2 separate regions of the Homo sapiens genome follow, and region 1 is linked to region 2. A link is a contact called in ENCODE Hi-C or POLR2A ChIA-PET data. All regions are on one chromosome and are shown on one strand. Each heading gives the region's core, a stretch centred on a gene start or an enhancer-like site at or near the end of the contact. The rest is flanking DNA. Distances are from core to core; before and after follow the strand shown.

Region 1 (6,400 bases), core at 1,588-4,087, 1.6 Mb after region 2:
TTAGGAGTTCGAATCCAGCCTGGCCAACATGGTGAAACCCCATCTCTACTAAAAATACAAAAATTAGCCAGCCATGGTAGTGGGCGCCTATAATTCCAGCTACTCAGAATGCTGAGGCAGGAGAATTGCTTGAGCCCAGGAGGCAGATGTTGCAGTGAGCCGAGATCAAACCACTGCACTCCAGCCTAGGGAGACAGAGAGAGACTCCGTCTCAAGAAAAATAAAAATAAATAAACAAAATGATCTTTTTTTTCTTTTTTCTCTTTTTTTTTTTTTGAGATGGAGTCTCTCTTTGTCGCCTAGGCTGGAGTGCAGTGGCGTGATCTCGGCTCACTGCAAGCTCTGCCTCAGCCTCCCGAGTAGCTGGGACTCCAGGTGCCTGCCACCACGCCCGGCTAATTTTTTTTTTTTTGTATTTTTAGTAGAGATGGGGTTTCACCGTGTTAGCCAGGATGGTCTCGATCTTCTGACCTGGTGATCCGCCCACCTCAGCCTCCCAAAGTGCTGGGATTACAGGTGTGAGTCACCACACCCAGCCTTAAAATTATCTTTTAAATAATGCCTTGTTTCTTCCCTAAAAGAATGCAGGGAAGGAGCTGTGTCTACTTTCCCTTCGGATCCTTGGGGGATCCAAAACAGCGGCAGGCATAGAGCTCAATAAATGTTGAAATAATCAATTTTGGAGAAAGCAAACACCTCTCTCTCTATATATATTTTTTGTTTGTTTGTTTGTTTGTTTTGAGACAGAGTCTCGCTCTGGTGCCCAGGCTGGATTGCAGTGGGACGATCTTGGCTCACTGCAACCTCTGCCTCCCGGGTTCAAGCACTTCTCCGCCTCAGCCTCCTGAGTAGTGAGATTACAGGCACGCACCACCACGCCTGGCTAATTTTTGTATTTTTAGTAGAAACGGGGTTTTCACCATGTTGGTCAGGCTGGTCTTGAATTCCTGACCTCGTGATCCACCTGCCTCGGCCTCCCAGAGTGCTGGGATTACAGGTGAGAGCCACTGCACACTGCCACACTTCCACATATTTATGGAAGCTGTAAGGCATGTTGGAGATTACGGCACCAGCTCCTTCATTTGACAGGTAGGGAAATGGAAGGCCAGAGAGCTGAACTGATGTGCCAAGTGACACAGTGACTTTGTGACAAAAGTGTCCTTTTCTACCTTTCCCAGTGCTTTCACATATATCATTTTATTTTCCTTTCCTATTTTCCTGGTGCTTTGGAAGAGTCTTTGGGCAATGGTTGGGTCTCCAAAACCTTTTCAATTACCAAAGAGACAGGATGGATTAGTGACCTCGTCCCACACCCCTGGGAGGGGCCCCAGGGAAGAGCAGTAGTAACTGGACGCCTTCCCTGAGTCCAAAGCAGACACTCCAGGACACCTGATTCTCTGGGAACATACTGACTGAGCCCCCTCTCTCAGAGGGGAACAGCGAATACTTGCTTCCCTCGGGATAAGGTAGCCATTTAGTGTTTGAACAGTGGAGAGACTGACCCAGGCCCTGCAATTACATTGCTGGGTGACCTTGGGCAGCGCGTAAGTGACCCGCTTCCTCTATTGCCCCATCTGTAAAATGGGTGGGTGTGAAGCATTAGGATCTTTGCGGTCCTGGAAGGACCTTCCCTACTGACCCAGTTAGTTGGTAGGAGTTGTGTCTGTGGGTTTTTTTTTTTTTCTTTTTTTGAGACGGAGTCTCGTTCTGTCGCCCAGGCTGGAGTGCAGCGGCGTGATCTCGGCTCACTGCAAGCTCTGTCTCCCGGGTTCACGCCATTGTCCTGCCTCGGCCTCCCAGGTAGCTGGGACTACAGGCGCCCGCCACCACGCCCGGCTCATTTTTTTTGTATTTTTAGTAGAGACGGGGTTTCACCGTGTTAGCCAGGATGGTCTCGATCTCCTGACCTCGTAATCCACCCGCCTCGGCCTCCCAAAGTGCTGAGATTACAGGCGTGAGCCACCGCGCCCGGCCGGGTTTTGAATACTGGAATATTCAATAAACCTTTTTTTTTTTTTTTTTTTTTGAGACAGTGTTTCGCTCTTGTTGCCCAGGCTGGAGTGCAATGGCGCGATCTCGGCTCACCGTAACCTCTGCCTCCCGAGTAGCTGGGATTACATGCTATTCTCCGGCCTCAGCCTCCCGAGTAGCTGGGATTACATGCATGCGATACCACGCCCGGCTAATTTTGTATTTTTAGTAGAGACTGGGTTTCTCTATATTGGTCAGGCTGGTCTCGAACCACGGACCTCAGGTGATCCGCCCGCCTCAGCCTCCCAAAGTGCTGGGATTACAGGCATGAGCCACCGCGCCCGGCCAAAACCTTTCAAACCTGAGAATGAATGGATCAAACTGCTGGAGAGGTCGGTGTGCTGGAGTTGCTAAACTGCTGGGAGACTCAGGTTTCCCAGCTCTTAAGGGAAGATCGAGGGGTCAAAGGTCGGGTTCCGGTCAAGCCCACAGAGAACCGGAAGTCCCAGATCCGGTCGGCTCGGAGCCCAGGGCTCCAGCCGGGCTACTCACGCTCCGGAGGCGGAGCTTCAGCAGCGGGAGGGGGAGGAATCTGGGGCCTCCCAATGGCAGCTCGGGTGTCTTCCATCGCAGCCATTCAACGTCTGGCGACGGTCAAATTTAAACACCCCTCCCACCTCCTCCGCCGGGACCTGTCGGGAAAGCGTTTGCAGTTATTGCGGCGGCTGGACACGCCCCGCCGCCGAAGAGGCGGGAGAAGGGCGGGGCCTTTCTCCGAGTTGGCCTATCACTACGGGCAGCCTGCGGAGAGGCGGGAGGCGGCGCCAATCGGGGCGAGCAGCTGGAGCCCGGCGGAGCAGTTGGCTGAGTTGTTGCAACTTTTTTCGAAAGCTGGGTTTCCCGGGAGATCCCAGGCGGTGACAGAGTGGAGCCATGGCTAGAGGTATTTGCCCAAGTGGCCGGCACCGGAGCGGCTGGGTCGGGGGTCGTGCTGGAGGGGTTGCCGGGGTGGAGGCAGCGGCTGCGGGGAGGCGTCCTCCTCGGGTGGCTCGGGGCAAGCTTGGGGACCCGCGTGGGGGGAGAGGGGGTGCTGCTGCGGAACCCGCCGGCCCCCCCTTGCGGCTCCAGATGCCCCCAGAAACCCTTCCCACTGCCGTGCTTCTGTTTCCCTTCTATGAAGTGAACACCTGCGGGCCTGCCTCTCCACGGCAGCAGATCCATATGTCAGAGCTCTTTGGAAACTAAAGCGCAGGGCACCTCCAGGGAATAGGTGTTATTGATAGAAGTGGGGCGGGGGCAGGAGTGAGGCTTCGCCCACTTTGGGGCCCTCTCTCTTTGGGAAAGGAGGTGATCCCGAGGCGAAGGCGCAGATCGATAACCTGCATATTGGGGTGCGCGTCAGGGTGGACACCGCAGCAGGCGCCTTTCCTCCCTCCCCACGTCCTGAGTCAGCTCTGCGCCGCTGGAGCGAAGGCCGGGCCCCGCTGGCCCACTTTGGGGTAAAACGGGTTCCTGGCATCTCGCGGGCGCGGTCGTTCGCCCCGCATCTGGTCAGGACTTCGCCCCCCGGTAGATGGCTTGGGTGGGCTTGTACAGCCCTGGGAGGCGATGCCCTGTCTGAAGTCCTCTGCATACTTAGTTGGCTGTCAGGACAGTGCCTCCCAGGTATGCGGCAAAGAGATCTCCAACCGCTTGGTCATTTCCAGCCACTGCGTCTCCTTCACGCCAAAGGGCCAAAAACTTGAGCGTGAAAGTTGAGTAGAATTAGTATTAAAAAAAAAAAAAAGTTTTGGTATTATATTTTTCTCAAAATTTCAAGGCTTCAAGTGTTAGTAGGAATTTGCTTTAGTGCAGTATGCTCCCTATAGCAATAATAATGAATAAAATAATGATTCATTCAGTAAATATCTATTGGGTCCCTTTGTTTTCAGGCCCTGAAGTCAGTTGCATCATCTATTCTCCTAGCATCCCTAGAGGTTCTTTTGGGATAAGACTTACCCAGAGCCTGATGAAAAAATGAGGCATAGTAAACTTCAGGTTAAAGAGCTTCATCACTCAACTCTTGGAGAAAATTAATACTAATATTTTTCCTTTGAAAAGTGTTAAGCATCTAAAAGTATATTTAACATTATCTGACTAATTTATCTGACAAATTTTAATAAAACTATGCTTCCTGGGTTCATTTTTCTCATCACAGCAAAATCATTTAAACTACTTGTTTTAAAAGTAGTGCATTAATTAATATATGAAGAAAACTAACCATCTATCATTGAAATACTTAAAATATGACTAAATAATAATTATGGCCAGGCATGGTGGCTCACACCTGTAATCCTAGCACTTTGGGAGGCCAAGGCGGGCAGATCACCTGAGGTCGGGAGTTCGAGACCAGTCTGACCAACATGGAGAAATCCCGTCTCTACTAAAAATACAAAATTAGCCGGGCATGGCAGCGCATGCCTGTAATCCCAGCTACTTGGGAGGCTGAGGCAGGGAGAATTGCCTGAACCTGGGAGGTGGAGCTTGCAGTGAGCCGAGATTACGTCACCGCACTCCAGCATGGGCAACAGAGCAAGACTCCATCTCAAAAAAACAAACAAGAACAATAACAAAATAATAATAATTACCACTGAGGGCCAGGCACTTTATTAACTCAATTGATCTTTACAAATTGTTATTCTCATTTTTTGGAAGAGGAAGCGTGAAGTCCAAACTTGCTGTCCAGACTCTAGCTTGGCTGGGTCTTTGCTTGTGCCACCCAACCTCCCTTACTTACCCAAAGCGAAGATAATGTTTGTCAGCTCCTCCCATGGCAGCTTACAAATCACCTATGTAATTATTAGTTATTGATTCTCACTGTCTCACTTGACCCCCAAATTAGTAGTTACCTGTTTCTTAGGCTTTACTGCCCTTGCAAGCTATTAAATTGGATATTTAGATTTAGATTTTTTTTTTTTTTTTTTTTTTTGAGACAGAGTCTCTCTCTGTCACCCAGGCTGGAGTACAGTGGAGTGATTTCAGCCCGCTTCACCCTCCCTCTCCTGTGTTCAAGTGATTCTTGTGCCTCAGCTTCCCAAGTAGCTGGGATTACAGGCACCTGTCACCACACCCAGCTAATTTTTGTATTTTTAGTAGAGACGGGGTTTCGCCATGTTGGCCAGGCTAGTCTTGAACTCCTGACCTCAGGTTATCTGCCCACCTCGGCCTCCCAGAGTGCTGGGATTACAGGCAAAAGCCACCACGCCTGGCCAATATTTAGAATTGTAAATACCAAATCATTTACAGCACTTCAAATGAACAGTCTTTTTCTTCTAGAAAATTGGGCTTTGAACTTGCAATTCACTTTGAGAGCCCTGCTGGGTCACAGAAACAAACTGGTCAGATGCCAGGCAACACCTCACTCATTTTGAAGTTTTATAATCATGCAAATATTTACAACCCCAATATATTAGTCTCAGGGGTCAGTCCACCTACCTTTCACTATTTCTACTGCCATTGTTGAATGGTCTCTTGGTTGGTTGCCCTCCTCATTTTGCCATCTTCAGTTCATTATCCCTTAGCACCTGGTGGGGGGGTCTCCAAAAATACAGACTTTTCTTTTTTTTTGGGAGACAGAGTCTCACTCTGTCACCCAGGATAGAGTGCAGTGGCACAATCTTGGCTCACTGCAAACTCCACCCCCCTGGGTTCAAGTGACTCTCCTGCCTCAGCCTCCCAAGTAGCTGGGATTACAGGCATGCGCAACCACGCCAAGCTAATTTTTGTATTTTTAGTAGAGACGGGGTTTCGCCATGTTGGCCAGGCTGGTCTCAAACTCCTGATTTCAGGTGATTTGCCCTCCTCTGCCTCCCAAGGTGCTGGGATTACAGGTGTGAGCCACTGCGCCCAGCTGGTGTATTTGTTATATACGTATAAACTTGCGGAGAAAGGACTGTTTTGAAACTTACATTGAATGATCTGTATTTACATCTTCTAGGTACTGGAGCTGCAGAATTGAGAGGAATAGGTGCTAGACTTGTAATGTGTCCCCTGCAATTGGGGGCTCAAATGCAGAGAAAGCTATGACCATGAGTGGGGCGTGGGGTGTGGCTCGGTATACTAGAATGTGAAATGGATAAGATGATCTATGTGGGTGCTTCCTGCTCCAAAACCATGATTCTCATGGCAGTTAAGCTGCAAAACTTCTCTGCCTTGCAGAAATAGAAGACGCTTTCAAATGGCTCAACCTGGTTATCAGAGTGTCACTTTCGAATCCTCTTTCACCCTCTGGGTAATCTTTTGGATATTCAACTGTAGTAGGCTCTGCAGAGGGCATAGGCAGAGTACCTAGCCCACTGGAGTTAGTGGTTGGGCTGGAGACCCTGCCTTGAAGGATGCTAAAGCATGAGCTGATTTGGGAGGGATTGTCTGAGCAGTGACCTGTCACCAC
Region 2 (3,011 bases), core at 1-2,500:
GTTCTTATTACCTTTTTGTAAGTTACACCCTCACGTTCTGCTCCTTCCACTTCTGCAAACTTTCCAGGGTTGGGTAGGCAAAAAGGCGGCTTCGCTGAGGACTGTTTACTGCTCTGGATATAGCAATGGTGTGATCGTCATTAAGAGACAAAAGGCGAAAATACAGTCAAATCAAACAAAAGGCACAAGACGCACCAGCCGCCCAACCACCATAGAAAATACCCCCCACTTAACGTTGGTGTTTGCTGGAACCAGCTAGGACTTGTTTTCCAGTTTTAATCTAGTTTCCTGTGACGGCTTTAGTCTCTCTACACAAAGAAAAGGTCTTCCTTTCCCTCACCCACCAGCTCCCCCCAACCCCCAACACCAAAGACGAGAAAAACAGGGCTGTTTTTCTTCAAATAGATCGATTTTCAAAGAAAGTGTACAAGCTACGGGGAAGAAAGCTGACTAGCATTTAGTGCTGTAAACATTTTCAAAAGCATAAAGCTAGAACCTTAGCTTTATAAAGCAAGATCGTCTCAAGCATCTTAACTGGCTTATATTAGACAAGAGAGACAAAGACATACATGCAGATGAAGGTTCGGAAAATTAAGGACATCTCAGCAACATTAACATCAAAACTGTACTGCGTCAGGACAGAATGGATTGGGTACTTACAATGTAAAAGGTTTTTTAAAAACTAAAAGAGTAACAACTGCTCACAATTTTTTGTTGCTGCCATTTCGCTAGTCCTAAAGCTATATACATTTAAAACATTACCTTGTTAAAAAGAGAGAAGGAGTTAATAAGATGGCCAGGTTTAAGTGTTTAATAGAGGAAACTAGATATATTTAAAAATTTATTGTTCAGTCAAGAGAATACAGATTAAGACAGCTCCAAGCTCCCCCCACCCACCCATAGAACAAAAAGAGGAAAAAAAATATGTCATTTACTTAGGTTTTTTTGGAATTCAAAACTGTTAACTGCTGACATGAATGGTGTGCTATGACCTAGTTATACAAGACAAAGATGGATTCCAAGTCATAAGGAAAAATCCAGATCTTTTTAAAAAGTCTTCTCCAGTCTTCCAACTGTGAGTCCTTGGGCCTGTTGACAAATGTTAAACACACTGAGACGTCCTGAACTGGATGGTAGAGTCAAAGGAAAAACATTCCCCATTTGCAACAAAGGAAAAACCCACTTGGCCATTTAATTCCATTGCAGAAAAATGGCTTCCCTCATCTGTTGGCCTCTCCTTCGTGTCTGATGAAGGATGTTTTGAGATCAGCGTCTAATAACTCAAGCCCTATAGAAGCCGCGCGCTGATTGGCTGCCGCGCCCTGCCGCCCTGCTCCAGCCAATTACCTACCCACGGCCAAATTACAAACCCCGAAAAGAGCCCCAATATGAGCTACACCAGCTCCGAGCCCCGGCGAGGCGGCTCCTGCGCCTCGGCCGCCAGAGAGGAGCGGCAGAGGGGGCTGCAAACGCGTCCTCGCGAAGCCCGGGAGCCTCGGAGTTGAACTCACAAAATGGAAGCCGCGCGCTGATTGGCCGCCGCCACTCCCGGACCTTTAATAAAGAAAGGGGAAGGAAAAGATAAATGCAAAAAAGGGGGACTCTCTCCTCCGCGGGTGGCTGGAGGAAGGGGGGGAAGCATGTGTTCAGGACAATTACAGGGCGCTCCCCTCCAAAAATAAAAACAGAAGAAGGCGTCTATCGCCCAGGTCCAGGCGAGGGCTGCATCCTCCCAGGAATGCGAATGCTAACGTGGTGAACCCTGGTCTCCCTTCCCCAGCTCAGCTCCGGGGAGGGGGTCGCGGGCCGCAGGAGGAAGCCGGAGCGCAGATACCTCGATTGCAACTCCTCTGAGTCGACGCCGGCCTCCCCCCGCGGCTCCCAGCGTCCACACACACCCTCGGCCCCCCAGACCCCAGCCATCTCCCCGGGCCCCGCGCGCCCGCCTCCGGCCCGGGCAGTTTGGAAACAGTTTTGCAGGCCCGGGACGCACGCCGCGGCGGTCGCGGCTCTGAGGGTAGTCCCGGCCGCGGGAGGTAGAGCCCGGGGAGACCCCCTCCCCCGCCAGCCAAGACCCCCACCCCAGTCCCAGAAAAATAAATAAATTAAAAGGCCTTCCCCCGGGGAGGGGGAGGCAGTGTGGGAGCGCGCGAGTGAGGGGTGGGGGGCCGCTGGGGCCCGGGGCTTTGGCGGCGCAGCTGCCGCCGCCGGGAGAGTGCCTGGGGAAGCGGCGAGGAAGGAGAGGGGAGGAGGAAGAGGAGGAGGAGGAGGAAGAGGAGGAGGGTGAGCGCTCGGGTCGGGCTCCTTAGCGGTGTATTGTGGGATGTGCGGCTACTGGGAGCCGAGCCTCCGCCGCCAGCCGCCTCCCGGGCAGCAGCAGCAGCAGCGGCGGCGGCAGCGGCAGCAGCTCCGGGCCCGGCAGCCGCGGCGGCGGCGCCCCCCCTTCCTGGCCCCCGGTCCGGCCGCCCCGGCCTCGGCTCCCTCGGGGGACACCATGTACTGGCTGGCGGCGCAGGGAGGCCGGCGCCCGGCGGGGATGTAAGCGCGGCTCGGGGAGGGAGAGGCCGCGGCCGGCAGCCGGGCGGCCCAAGCCCCCGGCCCCGGCCCTGGCCCGAGCGGGCGAGCGGGCGGGCGGGCGGCGGCGCCGCCAGGCCCTGCCGCCAGCCTCGCGCCAGAGCCGGGCCGAGCTAGCGGGTGAGCGCCACGCCGGGCGGCCGGGCGGGCACCATGGGCCGGAGTCCGCGTCCTCCGGGCGCCCCGGGCCCCGCCAGCCCGCCCAGGGGACCCCCGGGAGCCCCTCGCTGCCGCCCCGAGACGGTGGCCGAGCGGGCGGGCGCGTAATTCTCCCGGAAGGGTTATTCTCTCGCTCCATTCTTGTTTTGGGGGGAGCCAGCGAGACAGCTCCTTTCGGGGCGCGCTGGCAAGGTGGGAGGGGGTGGGGGCCTGCCGATTGGATTCTTTCGCGTGTGTGTAGAAGCGGCCGCCGCCGCCGCCGCGGCGGAGACGACAAC

What was found. A loop is a pair of places that touch in the nucleus more often than their neighbours do. ChIA-PET counts read pairs that join two places held with the same protein, here RNA polymerase II (POLR2A). Pooled maps may share reads with other maps.
Region 1: a pooled map shows a loop between it and region 2 (6-fold over the local background). The contact joins the promoter of KMT5A here to the promoter of LINC01089 in region 2. A Hi-C loop is called at or near these places in 1 of 37 single-sample maps with no recorded cell type and 9 of 50 pooled maps. POLR2A ChIA-PET finds 5 or more read pairs at or near these places in 1 of 52 experiments (GM12878).

What each region holds. Positions count from the first base shown.
Region 1 is chr12:123,381,295-123,387,694 of GRCh38, forward strand. KMT5A (lysine methyltransferase 5A) reads left to right here and starts at 2,838. Exons shown (of 8, transcript NM_020382.7): 1 at 2,838-2,914. The coding sequence starts at 2,905. RefSeq lists silencers at 1,809-2,031, 2,959-3,128 and enhancers at 1,996-2,726, 2,249-2,468, 3,309-3,468.
Region 2 is chr12:121,801,696-121,804,706 of GRCh38, forward strand. LINC01089 (long intergenic non-protein coding RNA 1089) reads right to left here and starts at 1,251. Exons shown (of 4, transcript NR_152740.1): 1 at 936-1,251; 2 at 12-113. It overlaps SETD1B (SET domain containing 1B, histone lysine methyltransferase), which reads left to right and starts at 2,314. Exons shown (of 17, transcript NM_001353345.2): 1 at 2,314-2,538. RefSeq lists silencers at 1,859-2,108, 2,379-2,508, 2,549-2,608.